Linked DNA regions of Homo sapiens: region 2 is linked to region 1. Evidence: read pairs that join two places in POLR2A ChIA-PET (ENCODE). Cell type or tissue: MCF 10A. All regions are shown on one strand.

Region 1 (8,000 bases):
GGGACTGGTTCTTTCACCGGATGATCTTGCCTGGTTGAACCACAGCAGCATTTGGGCTTTTTCACCCTTTCCTACATCAAGAACTTTCCCAAATGTGGGCCCTGGGGCCCTAGCAAAACAGTGGCCTTGGCCACAGGCTCTGGGCCTCTGGGAGGCTCCCATCTGGCATCAGGTGGCGGCACAGAGCAGGGCTGTCAGCACGGGCAGAGAGCTGGGCACAAAGAGTAGCCAGACGGCAGGGCGTGCCACAGGGCTCCGAGGGTGGGTGGCCCTTATGGTAGAGAAACCAGAAGGTCTGGAAAAGTTGCATGTCGCCCCGCATGCGATATACCAGGTTGTGCCAGGCGGTAGGCAGTGTGTTGGGCAGCCCATAGGTTTCTCGAGCCCTGTAGAGAAGCTGCCAGTGCGGTATGGCTCCCGGTATGTTTGCCTGGGTCAGATTCAGGATGTAGGTCTCATGGTCCAGGACCACGTGAGAGCTCCCGGAGTAGTTTCCATCTATTTGGTACACACGGTAACCTGCAAGGATGTGGGGCTGACTGGAGGGGCAAGGAGCAAGGGTAACTCCAGGGAGGGGCCACACATCCTGCCCATGCTTTGCAGGCTCTGGCTCCAACCTCCTTCCCCTATCCCACCAACTCCAGGATAAGGGAGGCTCCCTTCTGCCTCACTCACCAGGATTAAGGCCGATGTAGGTAGTTGCACTGGGTGCCAGGAAGGCTACAGCCAGCGGCCGGCTCAGAGTCTCTTCATCATAGAAGACCTCAAATTCATCCACATGAGTGTGGCCAAAGAACTGAGCAGCCAGGGTGTTCTCATACCTGGCCAGAAGGTACTACATTCAGAAGATTCTAGGGAGGGGTAGGAAGACATCTGGGGAGATAGGATGCCCTCTTTCTCCAACCTGTTCTAGTGAGGAGCCTCCCCACTCCATGGGACAACAGGGATGGTGAGATGCTCAAGGGAATTTTCAGCCTTCAGACACTCACCCTGTCCCTATTCCCACCCTCATCTCCGTCCTACCTGGCTACAATTCGGTAATAATTCCAGCTCCAGCTCTTCAGACAGTGCCCTGGGGGAATGTGGCCAATTATATGCACCTAGTAGGGAGAATTAAGGATGGTAATCAGGGCATCCAGGGGTCCAGGCAGCCCTGGCTAGAGAAAGGGGGACTGAATGAAGGCTTTCAACAGTGACCATGAGCTGAATCCCCAGGGAACACTTGTTGGGAATGCCAGGAAAATAAAACTTCTGTGCCCAGAGGTGCTCCAGCTCAACAGGAGCCTGCTTGTCCCCCAGCACCACCGTGTTCCCACTACTGGCCCTCACTTTGTCTCCTCGATCCTCAGCAGCCTGAAGCTCCCCCACCAGCCACTGGAGCTGTCCTGCGGGATCCGTGGAGTTGATCAAGAGCCAGAAGTTCTCACGGGAACAAAAATTCATATTGAGAGAGATGAGGCGGAGACCGGGGTATGGGGAAAGAGCATAGAACCCCCCAATTCTGAAACAAAGTAAACATGAGAGGTCAACACTTGTTCCAATCCTGGTCCTCCTGTGCTGGGCATTTGGGTGGAGGGTAAAAGCATACATGACATCTTCCCCACCTGCAAGGAGCTCACAGTCTAGCCAGAGACCAAACAGTTCTAATTATTGGGTCTGTGTGACACAAAAGACTCTGAGGGCAGAGGGCTCCAGGAGTATGGGGGAGGGATAAGAGTTAGCTAGAATGGGAAGCAAGGACCACACAGAGGGAAGATGACATGGGATGGATAAGGTGGGAAAAACTGGAGCACTTAAAAAAAAGGGGGAAATCATTTCCAGAGGGCCAACATGAGCAAAGACACAGCTGGGGCATAGAGAGGTTATGCTGCCAGACCTTTGAAGGAGGGTGGCTGGAGATAAGAGTAGAAAGGGAGGGCTGGAAAGCTGGGTGCAGTGGTTCATGCCTGTAATCCCAGCACTTTGGGAGGCCGAGGTGGGCAGATCATGAGGTCAGGAGATCAAGACCATCTTGGCCAACATGGTGAAACCCCATCTCTACTAAAAATACAAAAATTAGCTGGGTGTGGTGGCGTGCACCTGTAGTCCCAGGTACTTGGGAGGCTGAGGCAGAATTGCTTGAACCCAGGAGGTGGAGGCTGTAGTGAGCTGAGATGGTGCCACTGCACTCCAGCCTGGGCAACAGAGCAAGATTCCATCTCAAAAAAAAAAAAAAAAAAAAAAAAAAAAAGGGAGGGCCAGGAGCAGTAGCTGATGCCTGTGGTCCCAGCATTTTGGGAGGCCGAGGCGGGAGGATTGCTTGAGGTTAGGTGTTTGAGACCAGCCTGGGCAACATAGCAAGATCTTGTCTCTACAAAAACTAAACTAAAAAAAAAAAAAAAAAAAAAGCCTGGTGCGGCAAAACAGTAGAAAGGGAAGGAGGAGTCAGATTAGGGGAGCCAAATGAAGAGCACTAAGGACTCATGCTAGAGCAATCAGAGACAATGCCCCAGGTTCCCTTCTCCCTTCACTTTCATTCACCTTTCTTTTCCCTTCCTGGGTTTCCACGGACGATAAGTACCTGAGGGTGCGCAGGGCTTCGGCAGGCAGCCAGGGCTCCCAAGCCTTGGCCATCGCTTCATAGAGCCAGCGGGAGGAGTGGTTGCCCTCAATGAAGGGGGGAGGGAAGCTATTGACAGGTGTGCTTTCATGGTTACCCACAGCAGGGTACACTGGCACTGGCCCCAGGAACTTCCTCACAAGTGCTGTGACGGTGGTCAGGGCCCGCAGTTGGTCCTGACGAGTCTGGTGCCAGACATCATGTGCGGGGATGTCTCCTGTCCAGTACACCATATCAAAAGGGCCGGCTGGGCCCAGCCCACTCAACAGGCTCTCCAGGGTCCTCAGGGGCAGGTCACACTTGCTGTATTCGCCCCAGTATCCGGCACCTGGCCGGGATGCGGGCGGCAGGCCAGAACCCCGGCGGCAGCACAGTGGGTCTGCACAGTCAGGGTCCGTGCCCTCCAGGTAGTCATGATCCCAGTGCAGGTCAGTGAGGAAGAGGATGCGGCTGACAGGGGCACCTGGGGCTGGGGGGCTAGGGGGTTTGGGGGGCGGCTTCGGCACAGTAGGCAAAGAGATGTTCCAAGATGAGAAAATGTCCCAGTGCCCACAGGTGGAGCCCAGGAGCAGGCCACAGGCCTCAGATGGGCTCAGCACTGAGCGTCTCCACACCTCCACCATGTCATCCTCAAAGAGGTGGACAATGGATTGGCACACGGCAGGTGGTGCTATCTTCAGCAGATTGCACAGCTTGATGGCCACGGAGCCCACGCGAGCCACATTGGGTTCCTTCTGCAGTGGGAGGAGCGCATGGTGAGAAATCAGAGGCAGAGCAGAGGAACCAGGCCAACCCCTGGCCACCACCCCTTGGGCCTCCATTTCCAAACTGGGGCTGGGCAGGACTCAGTGCACCAAGCTCAGTGCACACCTTTGCCTTCCAGATATTGCCCTGTAACTCAGGCAGCACCAGGCCATCGCTTCTTCTTTAGCTCAGCGGCCTGTGGCATGAGGCCTTTGCTTGGCAAGCTGACTTCCTCAGGCACTGTCTGCATTATTTTCTTACTTCACAAAGGTCACAATGGGGTGATGGTGGCATGTAGCCATGGGTGTCCCCAAAGGGGAGCAAACTCAGTGATGGATTGTAGATGCCACCCTCTCCATCAGGGATGCATTCTGAGCCCAGCGCACCAGCATCAGCCCCAGCCCCCAGCCCCAGCACTCCTTTCGGCCTCCTCCACTGCAGCCCCTTCAGTGCTCACCTTCAGCCCGAGGTTGATGGCGGTGAATAGACCTTTGCAGATTGGGCAGGTGAGGTTCCCCCACCCAAAGACATCTCGGAGCCGGGGCACTATGCGATGTAACCTGGCAGGATGGCCTTGGGGAGAAAGAGGGTGAGCCTCTGCCGGAGCCCAGAGAACCCGAGAGTCAGACAGAGCCAGCGCCAGCGCCAGCGCCAGCGCCAGCGCCAGCACCAGGCCCATCCAAAGGAGTCCGGGGGCTCCGGCGGTCCCGTCTTGTCCCTGCTCCCGGCCGGACCTGGGGCAGCTCTGGCGGAGTGACGCTCCGTAGCGGGGCATTGTCGCGCTTCCTACACGGGGCTGGTTCGTCTGTCCCGTCCCCCCCGGCCTGGACCCTAGCCAGCCCTCAGGGCCCCGGGCGGCGCCGGGGACACCCGATTACCCTTCTCTGTAGTCGGCTGACTGCTCCGCGGCCGGCCGCAAAGCAGCTCCGCCCCTTCCTCTTCCTCTGATCTCTGACAGCTGATCTCTCGGTGGCGGGCGGCTGTCAACGCTGCGGAGGCGGAGGGGGCGGGGCGCTCCCGGGACCGCCCCGATTCCGCCCCCTCTCCCTGCCCCCGCCCTGCCCCGGGCGCACGGGCTGCGGGGGTGGGGACTCTCCCTGAGGTCACCAGGGGCTCCGCCTTGAGGTCACAGCCGCGGGAGGCCGTGCTCGTGCTTTGGAGCTCCATGTGATGTGGTCGGTGGAAGACGTCTCCTTTGTCAGAATCCGCGCTCAGATTCCCGGAATAGCTGCCAGACCGACCCCAGCGTTTAGCCCGGGAAGGGGAGGTAGGAGAGAGCAGGGCGGGCAGGATCCTCCCACTGGGTGTGTTGCCTCTGACAGGAAGGCGCCTTCCCTCGATTCCCCATGCTCTGCCACTGGCACCAGCCCTCTTGAGTCACCCTGAGAATCACTCACCTGTGATTCAGATGAGGAAACAAACCTTAGAGATGGTGAAGAGACTAGGAAGCCGTAAAGACCATATAGCCGTGGGGGCCAATAACATGGGCGGGAACCCAATTGGGTCTCCCACCTCCGTGTATCCACGACAGTAAAAGCGAGCATTTATGGAGTTGTTTATGATGTGCCAAGCACCAACCCAGGCACTTTATAATTAATAATCTTCAATTCTCACAACAACCCTAAGAAGTACCTATTATATTGGGGCTCAGAAATCCATACCCAAAATATGGTGGTTTGACTTACTAAGTTAAGCCTTAAGGTGTGTCTGGCCTTCCTACTCCCGCGCCCTCTCTCCCAAAGCCGTTACCTAGCGTCCAGACCCATCAAAAGGAACAACGGTTTTTTTCTTCCCCTCCCTACAAAACCAAGAATATAATCACACCTGAACAGACCCCTTCACATGATAATGTGCTAGTTAATCTGTTCCCTGATCCATTCCTTCTCCCTCAGCAGAATTCCTCTTCCCCTCACTCCCACAACCCCCTTTGCCTGAATGACACCTAAGCTTCTGAACTCGTCTGGGAAGTGGGTAGTCACTCTGTGGTTCCCCGTGGACACATTAATACAATTTCTATGCCTTTTCTTCAATTAATCTGTTTTTTGTGGGTTGATTTTTCAGCAGAATTTCAGAGGGCGAAGGGAAAGTTTCCCTTGGTCCCTGCAAATACTATTATTACCCTCCTTTACAGATAGGATGAGGCACAAAGAAGTTAAGTGGCAGAATAGCAATTAAACCCTAAGCTGTTTGACGAGTGCTTCTGAGGAATCCTCAGAGCTATCAAGTCCTGTCAGTTCTTTCCTTTGATAATTTTTTACAAGTGTTTTTTCCCCCCAGTTCTGGGGACATCATCTCAGATAGAGTACTCACAGTAATAATTAGCATGCATTTTTAAGATTATGTACTATGAAAAACAAAACAAAACAAAACCTTTTTATCTAAGGAAGATGAGCCCCTTTAAATTATCAGGCCCAGACAGGCATTTAAAATGTAGCAACAGTCACTCTCACTCTTCTTTGAGCTAAGTAATTATCTCTTGAAACCACTTGCTATGCCAAGTAGCCATTAAATGCCATACACCTTATAGTTCAACAATGTATAGCCAAGCGCTAAACAATGTATAACCAGTGTTATTTCTGTAAACAATGAGAATTCCTGATGAACAACTTTTGTATTCATTTCCTCTCCTAATTCATCTTTTTTTCTTTGAAAATATGAGCCTCTCTTTTGTTGTCCAGAGTGCTCCCCCAAGACAACTTGCAAGTGTGTCCTGGGTCGCAGTCCTCAACCTTGGCCCTTGGCCCGAATAACCCTCTGTAGGTACTTTTCTGAGGACTCTGCCTTACGTTAATCCTCACAACAAATTTGGAAGTCGGTATTATAATTATCCCCATTTTACGGAGAAGGAAAGTAGGATTAAGTAAGTGGCTCAAGATCCCACAGCTAGCTAGTAAGTGCTGGAACTGGAATTTGGATGTGTCAAGCAAAACATGTCTGAGACAGGTCTCAATCAATTTAGAGGTTTATTTTGCCAAGGTTAAGGACATGGCTGGAAGAAATAAACACGGAATCGCAGAAACAGTCTGTGGTCTGTGGCTTTCTCCAAAGATGATTTTGAGGGCTTCAATATTTAAAGGGGAAAAGTGAGCTGGAGGGAAAGAAGAAGGGTATGGTAATCCACATGTCGCAAGAGAAAAGGAGCAGGTAGGGAGATACTCAATTATGTGTTCGTCTGGCACTTTACATAAGATAAAGTAAATATGCCTGTGGAGATATTTAACCTTTTGTGTTTTTTTTGTTTTTTTTTTTTTGAGACAGAGTTTTCGCTGTTGTTGACCAGGCTGGAGTGCAATGGCGCAATCTCGGCTCACCACAACCTCTGCCTCCCGGGTTCAAGTGATTCTCCTGCCTCAGCCTACTGAGTAGCTGGGATTACAGGCATGTGCCACCACACCCGGCTAATTTTGTAAATATTTAACCTTTTGTCTGTAGCTATCTGCTTAGGAACAAAAGGAAAGGCAGCTTCTTGCATGACTCAGTTTTCAGTTTATTTTTTTTCCTTTTGGCATAGTCAACTGGAGTCCTGAGTTTTTATTTTCCTTTCACAAATGCAACATTCTGGCTCTATTCTTTGCTGTGTGGGGACCCATTCAGAACACCAGAGTTGGTATAACAATTATTTTAAGCCGAAGACATTTCAGATTCAATAGATGCAGAAATAAACCTTCTGGGAGCTTTCTTCATCTGATTAAAACTTCTGGGAAATGTCAACCTAAAGGGAAAAATCTAAGGCAAACTTGATATAAGTAGAGAGTTTATTTGGGCCAAGTTTGAAGACTGTGAAGCGAAGATTCAAGTTGCCCTGAGTATATGCTCCCAATTAGCAGAAGTCACAAGTGGGTTTTTAAAGGAGAAGAAGAGGCAGTTCCTAATGAGGACTAAGCTCTGATTTTTTCTTATCTTGCTCAAATTCCTATCGAAAGGGTCTGGGGAGTCATGCCCTACAAACCATAAATTCTTATCAGTTGGGTTTTATTTAACACTATATATTGTGACTGCCTTTTCAGTCATACTCTGGCATAAAATTACGTGATAAAGAAGAAAGTCAAAATATTTTACCCCAAAACATGTTTCTTTGCCATATATATATATATATATATATATATATATATATATATATATATGTTTTTTGGTTTGGGGTGGGGGGCGGGACAGAGTTTCACTCTTATTGCCCGGGCTGGAGTGCAATGGGGTGATCTTGGCTTACTGCAACCTCCCCCACCCAGATTCAAGGGATTCTCCTGCCTCAGCCTCCCGAGTAGCTGGGATTACAGGCACCCACCACCACCATGCCCAGCTAATTTTTGTATTGTTAATAAAGATGGGGTTTTGCCATGCTGGCCAGGCTGGTCTCGAACTTCTGACCTCAGGTGATCCGCCTGCCTTGGCCTCCCAAAGTACTGGGATTACAGGAGTAAGCCACCGCACCCGGCCACTTTGCCATATTTTGAAATGGCCCTGCAAAGTCGTACCTTATGGGGGAAAATTTACATCTGTAAAGAATCTCTAATAACACAGATCTTTTTCTTCTGGGCCCTCCAATCCTGAAGAGATTAACTGAGAGTCTAGCACCTTTTAAAGGTCTGAATAGGAAACATTTGTCGACTGTTGTCTCTAAGGGCAGCCACTAAGAGACTTCAAAGAACCTTGGTCTCCA
Region 2 (8,000 bases), 71 kb after region 1:
AGCTGTGTCAATAGAAAAGGGCTACCTGGGGGCCAGGTATGTTCAACATGGAGGCTCCATCTTCCCTTTTCTTTGTCACCACAGTTACAGTAAAGAAACAGGCAACATGGCACTGGCCAGGTAGAGAACCCATCTGCAAAATAAAAGATTAGGGTGGGGGTGGCCATCTTTTTGTGCCTATACAAATGGCATACCTAGCCCTAACCAGTTTTTTGAGCTGTATGCAAATGACACACCTGGTCCAACCAATCTTTTGTGCCCTATGTAAATGACACACTGCCTCCTTAAGGTCATCTATAAAATCCCTTGCATTCCACGGTGGAACCAGCAACCCATTTCTCTGGGACCCCTCTCTGCTGCAGAGAGCTCTTCTTTTTCTTTTGCCTATTCAACTTCTGCTCTGAACCTCTTTGTGTGTCCATGTCCTAGTTTTCCATAGCTGTGACACAACCAATCTCGGGTATTTACTCCAGACAACAATGCCACTTCATTACCAGGTTTTAAAAAAATATCTGTCTATGCTGGGCGCGGTGGCTCACGCCTGTAATCCCAGCACTTTGGGAGGCCAAGGTGGGCGGATCATGGGGTCAGGAGTTCAAGACCAGCCTGACCAACATGGTGAAATCCTGCCTCTACTAAAATTACAAAAATTAGCTGGGCGTGGTCACGCGTGCCTGTAATCCCAGCTACTCAGGAGGCTGAGGCAGGGGAATTGCTTGAACCTGGGAGGCGGAGGTTGCAGTGAGCCAAGATCGCGCGTTTGCACTCCAGCCTGGGTGACAGAGCGAGACTTGGTCTCAGGAAAAAAAAAAAAAATCTATCCAAATCTATCCAAGTATCTATGCAAGTACTTCTTACTTCCAAATGCACTGAATTTCCTTAGCCCCACTCATCAAAGCTGGTGATTCTTTCATAGGCTTCCTGTAATATTAATATCCATTCCCAGTAGTACCCAGATTTTTGTACAGATATCCACTTTTCCTCCCATACCACCCTAATACTCCTGGGGAAGCTGAATCTACTCTACTTCAGAATTGATCTAACTTGTCAAAAGCCAATTATTAGATTTCTTGTCAGTGATTGTTTAGGGAACATAGGCCTAAACCCATCAATGCATGTCATTTTTGTAGCCATAGAATTTGGATTTGGAAAAGCCATGTAACCCAGTGGAAGGCAAGTGTAAAAATTCTGGGAGGCTTCTGGGAAATAAATGTCCTAAATTTTAAGATGGTCCCCTTTTTTTTTTAAGATCTTGTGCAGAGTTGTGAGGCCTGGAATGAAGCTGACACCTGTGCGTATGTGGGCACATACACATGGGTAGGGGGTGTGTGGGGGACATGGGGGAGTGTGAGAGGTGCGGGATGGGGCTCATAGTTGAGCAGTGGAGAGAACTGTAGAAAACCAGATTTGGAGCTGTGAATGACTCACACTTAATCACCACTCTACCAATCCTCTTTTTCAATTATGTTTGAATTGAGTTTCCTGTTACTAAGTACTGTTTGAATTGAGTTTTTGTTCCCTCAGTCTGAAAGCATTTTAACTGGTACATCCCTGATGGATCTCTCTGGGTAAATGTAGTTTCACTGGAAGAGATGGTGATTCCCACCAGATTCCCAAGAGAGCTTATTTTCTCTTGTATTAAGCAGCAGGGGTCAGGCTTATGGCCTTGTATTTGTAGAAATCAGCCATCAGCTTAGCATCACCAGATTTCTGGCATTAGCTGCCCACGTCTGTGGCACTTCAGGCCCATGTAACTATTTCCAGAGTGACACAAGTTTCTTCCACAGTTGTCAACAAGTGGCCCTCACAGGTTCAGTGAGAAGAGGAAGAGGGAGAGAGATCATCAGGATTAATGGATTACTTGCATTTGTGAGACGGTTTGCCAAGTATTGCTACAAACAAGGCACGGGATTTTCTTTTTTCTTTTCTTTTTTTTTTGAGATGGAGTCTTGCTCTGTCCTCCAGGCTGTAGTGCAGTGGAGCAATCTTGGTTTACTGCATTCTCTGCCTCCCAGGTTCAAACGATTCTTCTGCCTCAGCCCTCCCGAGTAGCTGGGATTACAGGCGTGTGTCACAACGCCCTGCTAATTTTTGTATTTTTAGTAGAGACGGGGTTTTGCCATGTTGCCCAGGCTGGTCTGGAACTCCCTGCCTCACGTGATCCTCCCCCCTCGGCCTCCCAAAGTGGTGGGATTACAAGCATGAGCCACCGCGCCCGGCTAAGGCATGGGATGTTTCGAACTGCTGACATTAGAAATTCACAATCCACATCATTAACTGGATCCTCCATGCCCACTCTCTCCCTCTCTGCAGCAGCAATTTCAAATCTTTACTCTCCGCAGTTCCACAGAACACAAGAAACAAACAAACAAGCAAAAAAAGTCAGGCAGGAGCCCAAGTAACCTCTATCAAAGCAAAGACCAGTGCCTAGTCTAACGCTTTTAAGGATTTTAAAAGAGGTGAAGGTGTCCTGCTTATCCTCCAAGCTTGGGTGCTGGGGCCGGGGCGGCTGAGATTTACCAGTGAAACCCAAAGAAAGAGAGGGCAGAAAACTAGAGAAAAGAAACCAGATAATGCTACCCAAGAGGACGAAATAAAGAAGCAGGAAACGAAGCCTGAGGCTAAACCCTGGAGATGACTATTAGGAAAACACCAGAGGATGCCCCGCCCGCCAGCCCACAATGAGCAGCCTGTCCAAGTCACAAAGCGGGGCCTCGGGCCTTGACAGTTCGCGATCTGTAAGCAGAATGTTCCAGGGCCTCCCTGTCGCCTGCATCCAGCCTGGGGGCAATCTTCACTGGTGTGGGAGGCCGAAAGTGGACGGCGACGGAGGCCCCTCTGGTTATCTCTTTGCCGTGCCAACACAGTCTCTGCGCCCACTAAGATGCATGAAATAAAAATTTCCGTGACTCGCCCTTTGCAGTGGAGAACTGAAACAGGCACACCAGGGAATTGGAGCGGAGGAGGGTAACTCAAACTCAGAGTGAGAGGGTTTGCAGGGGGCCGATTTGGGGCCAACAGGCTTCCCAGCAGGCCCCCGGCGCGGGACAGCGGAAGGCGAAACGCTTTCAAGAGACCCCGCTGCCAACATCCCCACGCCCTCGCGCCCTCCCGCCGCCCCAGAAGGCCAACTCCGCCTGCCTGAGTCACAGCTGGAGCTGGGGAGGAGCCAGGGAAAGGAGGCCCCTGACCGTAGTGCGGCCAGCAGTTGCAGGCAGACGGAGCAGAGCGGTCAGGGATCATGAGGGAGAGTGCGTTGGAGCGGGGGCCTGTGCCCGAGGCGCCGGCGGGGGGTCCCGTGCACGCCGTGACGGTGGTGACCCTGCTGGAGAAGCTGGCCTCCATGCTGGAGACTCTGCGGGAGCGGCAGGGAGGCCTGGCTCGAAGGCAGGGAGGCCTGGCAGGGTCCGTGCGCCGCATCCAGAGCGGCCTGGGCGCTCTGAGTCGCAGCCACGACACCACCAGCAACACCTTGGCGCAGCTGCTGGCCAAGGCGGAGCGCGTGAGCTCGCACGCCAACGCCGCCCAAGAGCGCGCGGTGCGCCGCGCAGCCCAGGTGCAGCGGCTGGAGGCCAACCACGGGCTGCTGGTGGCGCGCGGGAAGCTCCACGTTCTGCTCTTCAAGGTCAGTGACCTCAAACGGTCCCCAATCCGAGGCCTTTGCCGGCCTGTGGGCCACCAGCTGGGGGCTCCCCGCTTCCATCCACCTACCACACCCACATTCCTGACCCCTCCCGCCGTCTGTTGCTGTGGAACAGACTCACAGAGCCGCACCCACTTCCCAAGACCCAGCCCCATCCCTCCCTCTCACGCCTGAGCCCCGCCTGGCCAATCCAAGCCCGCCCAGCTCTAGCTCAGGCCACGTCCGCAGAATTTGGTCTGAGTCCCAGCCAATCCCTAAAATAACGGTGGTTGAAAGGGCATTCCGTGACTGCGGGCACTATCCTCTTCTCGCCCCTCACCAGGCCTCACCTACTTTACAGCGTTTTGCAGTTCGCACGCAGCTTTCCCTCCCCTTACCTTCCCACGCCTGCCTTTCCCCCCAGACTCTGGCTGCGGAGGTAAAAGGTTTCCCTTGTGTAATTAAGGAGTGAGTTTCGGGCTGCTGGGGGTAAGGAGCTGCCAGGATCAGTGCTGTGTCCGTCACATGCAGGAGGAGGGTGAAGTCCCAGCCAGCGCTTTCCAGAAGGCACCAGAGCCCTTGGGCCCGGCGGACCAGTCCGAGCTGGGCCCAGAGCAGCTGGAGGCCGAAGTTGGAGAGAGCTCGGACGAGGAGCCGGTGGAGTCCAGGGCCCAGCGGCTGCGGCGCACCGGATTGCAGAAGGTACAGAGCCTCCGAAGGGCCCTTTCGGGCCGGAAAGGCCCTGCAGCGCCACCGCCCACCCCGGTCAAGCCGCCTCGCCTTGGGCCTGGCCGGAGCGCTGAAGCCCAGCCGGAAGCCCAGCCTGCGCTGGAGCCCACGCTGGAGCCAGAGCCTCCGCAGGACACCGAGGAAGATCCCGGGAGACCTGGGGCTGCCGAAGAAGCTCTGCTCCAAATGGAGAGTGTAGCCTGAGGGCTGGTGTTGCCTGCCTCCCCTGTGCTTGTGCCTTGTCCCAAAATAAATCCTTTCAGAATGTAGCACTCACGCCCTAATAAGGAGCGAATCCTACATCCACCAAGGCGGGCGCTCTGGCCCTCCCTTCCTTAAGCCCAGTCCTGTGTCCTCTGAAAGAGGTGCAGTCACTCACACCTGCTTGCGCTCACCATCAATAAAAGTAATTTCACCCGAACCAGACTCCGTGAGAAGGGATGGGGAAGCGGTTGGATGTGGGAAGGCAGTTACAAGGAATAAGACAAATGTTGGAACCTGGAATCGTACAATTTCTCCAGTTTCCACGGAGTCCTGGGTTCTAGCCTCCAGTGACACATAGAAATATCCTTCTGACCACTTGCTCTTTAAACACTTTCCTCATGGGAACACACAGTTGCAGTTTTTGTTGTTGTTGTTTTTGTGTGAGTGTGTGTGTGTGTTTTTTTTTTTAGCATCCAGTATAGTCCTTGCTGTAGGTGCTTACTCAGTGTCAACTAATGGTTTTCCTCTTAGTCTTTTCTTTCCTTGGCACCTCCTAAAAGTTGAGTTTTCCAGGATTCCTTTCTTGGCCCTCTTTTTACTCAGGGTACTTTTCGGTTGACATTCATGCCTAGGCCTCCCCTACCAGCTGCGTACACCCCATACCACTGTCTTGAGCCACAGTTGAAAAGTGCTTCAAAAGTAGCAAGTATCTTCTACCTTTTAAATTCCATTTCGTTCAACAGCTATTTATTGAACACCTACTATGTGGCAGGCCCTACTAGGTATGGTTCAGAATATTTCCCCCTCTTGTGTTTTCTTTACCAATGATGACAAAAAAAATCAATATACCATCATCCACAGAGAAACTTGGGAGTCCTTGTCGGCTCAAGGACTTTCTCTCATCCCCCTCCCACATGGAAACAGCTATTCTAATGATTTTACCTCTGCAATCTGTCCACTTTTCTAATACAGCCGCTGCCTTATTTCAGGCCTTTCACTTGACCGGTATTTGAACTGCCAATCTCATCACATCATTCTTGATTCAAATATTTCAGTGTCTCCCCATTATCTTCAGAATAAAGACCAAGCTCTTTATAATTATTTTCAAGGCCCTTTGTGATCTGGTCCCTGCCTATTTTTGTAGCCTCATCTCTCACCACTTCCCCTTGTGCTACCATTGAGTCACACTGAGCTCTGTGCTCTCACTGTCATCCCTGCTATCCTGCCAAACTCAGTAAAGCACACCTGTTTCAGGGCCAGGTATTTCTCTTCCTTCTCTCAAAGCACCACTTGCACACCTCTAGTGCTAACTGCACTGATTGTGAGGATTTGTGGTTACGCCCCCTCCGATCTACTAGATTGTGACTCTCTTGCAGTAGGGACAGTTTTATTAATTTCTGTATTTCCCACACCAAATACTGTGTCTGGCACACGGTAGACCTTCTTGAGGGGCTGAGGAGAGTTCCCTGCTGCAGTAAAGCAAGAATATTACAGAAGGGGCTGGGCACGGTGGCTCATGCCTGTAATCTTAGCACTTTGGGAGGCCAAGGTGGGTGGAGGACTTGACCTTGGGAGCTCAAATCCAGCCTTGGCAAAATGATGAAACCCCATTTCTACAAAAATTACAAAAATTAGCTGGATGTGGTGGCTTGTGCCTGTAGTCCCAGCTACTTGGGGGGCTGAGGTGGGAGGATCACTTGAGCTCAGGAGGCAGGGGTTGCAGTAAGCCAAGATCATGCCACCGCCCTCCAGCCTGGGTGACAGAATGAGACCATGTTTCAAAAAAAAAAAAAAAGGAAAAACAAAAAACTGGAAGTGGGAGTGGTGGTTAAGGATGAGGAGCACAGTCACCTACTCCTTCATTCAGTCACTATCATATAACAACGTTTTTAATACCTACTTTGTTCCAGGCCCTATGCTAGGTCTCATGAACACCTTGGGGAGCTCGGGATTTAGAGGGAGATACCATCACCAATTGTAATGAATGATGGTTACATGTAAGTTATTTTGAGAGCAAATGGGGAAGGGGCATGACCCAACCTGAAGGAGGAAAAGTGGGAGATATATAAGGAATTGTTCTTGGAAATGGTAAATAGTGAGATGGAAAACAGGAATGGCAAGGGGCAGTAGAGCTCAGCGGTGGGTAGTTTGGGTTCTCTGTTCCCTTATCTATAAAATGAGATAATTATAGCCCCTTACTTAGATTGTTGGAAAGATTAAGTGACATAAATCAAGTGCCCAGCACATTGCCGGAGTATAGTTTTTGCTCCATAAGCTTCAGGTATATAATTTATTTGTCCACTCATTCAACAAATAACTTACTGAACTCTTAGGGTCTTCCAGGTGCTATTTTAAAATCTGAGAATACTGCCAGGCGTGGTGGCTCACATCTGTAATCCCAGCCCTTTGGGAGGCTGAGGCGGGCAGATCGCTTGACTCCAGGAGTTTGAGACCAGCCTGGCCAACGTGGCGAAACCCCGTCTGTACTAAAAATACCCAAAAAGTTAGCCAGATGTGGTGGTGCACACTTGTAGTCCCAGCTACTTGGGAGGCTGAGGCACCAGAATTGCTTAAGTCTAGGGGGCAGAGGCTGCAGATTGCACCACTGCACTCCACCCTGGGCAACAGGGCGACAGTCTGTCTCAAAAAATAAAATAATAACAAATAAAGTAAATAAAATAAAATCTGAGGATACAGTGGCACATAAGAAAGAGAAGATCCATACCTCTATAGAGTTAAATTCCAGTAGGAAGAGACAGGTAATAAATAAGTAAACATGTAAGCCAGATAAAACAAGTAAGCACATGAACCACAAGGGCATTCTGGTTATGAGCTCTGAAGAAAAAGAAAACAGACTAAGGATACAGATAAGGTTTGTGGGGGTGTTCTTTAGATAAGGACACTGGGGAGTAATATTGGGACCAGAGTTACACGTATGAATTACTCCTTGACACTTGAGTTTGAGTGGTGTCACATTTTTATTTTCATGGATTCAATAAGAAGAGTTTAAGCCCCCACATGCCTGCCATGCTGTTGGGAAGTTGATGATTAGCAATTTTAGTTATCTTCCCGTTTTCGAGACTGTGCAGTACCAGGGGGCTCATACCATCTCTCAGCCTTTGCATGTCTCTGCTGCCCTTGCTCCTTATGACCACACGATGTCAGTGTCGGGGAGCCAGTGTCCTCGTTGGTGCCTCCTCTAATTACCCGGAGGTCAGCCTGACCGGCAATATATTGGGGACAGTTAGGGTAGAGGAGGTGTAGCGGGCAGGGGTCCTTCCATGGAAGGCGGCTCTGCAGTAGCTCCATTTGGTCTGGGGAAATTCAACCCTTCTCCTGCAGGCTCCCAACCCTGGTGCTCAGACTGTGCCCCTTTCAAGGTTTGGCCGTCTCAATGGGACTGGTATGAGCAGACTCAGTTCTCTGTCCCCAAGGAAAAATAAAT

The links. Peaks named below come from ENCODE experiments on the same cell type or tissue, not always from the same donor. Only the 100,000 strongest peaks of a DNase experiment are listed, where the experiment ranks them.
Region 2: POLR2A ChIA-PET joins it to region 1 with 10 read pairs; 3 of 35 experiments call an interaction of 5 or more read pairs at or near these places.

What each region holds. Positions count from the first base shown.
Region 1 is chr11:6,386,717-6,394,716 of GRCh38, reverse strand. It overlaps SMPD1 (sphingomyelin phosphodiesterase 1), which reads right to left and starts at 4,243. Exons shown (of 6, transcript NM_000543.5): 1 at 3,801-4,243; 2 at 2,561-3,333; 3 at 1,330-1,501; 4 at 1,024-1,100; 5 at 676-821; 6 at 1-519. The coding sequence starts at 4,118. The coding sequence ends at 110. It overlaps LOC124902624 (a long non-coding RNA gene), which reads left to right and starts at 4,361. Exons shown (of 2, transcript XR_007062573.1): 1 at 4,361-4,610. RefSeq lists a silencer at 4,027-4,526. In MCF 10A, no CTCF peak of the experiment used is centred here; DNase peaks (open chromatin) are centred at 4,386 and 4,646.
Region 2 is chr11:6,315,718-6,323,717 of GRCh38, reverse strand. It overlaps CAVIN3 (caveolae associated protein 3), which reads left to right and starts at 3,217. Exons shown (of 2, transcript NM_145040.3): 1 at 3,217-3,625; 2 at 4,154-4,772. The coding sequence starts at 3,242. The coding sequence ends at 4,555. It overlaps LOC101927825 (a long non-coding RNA gene), which reads right to left and starts at 4,577. Exons shown (of 7, transcript XR_930998.4): 1 at 4,021-4,577; 2 at 26-133. RefSeq lists enhancers at 2,451-2,540, 2,571-2,630, 2,641-3,000, 3,211-3,260, 3,804-4,541. In MCF 10A, a CTCF peak has its summit at 7,680; DNase peaks (open chromatin) are centred at 2,667, 3,167, 3,807, 7,717 and 1 weaker place.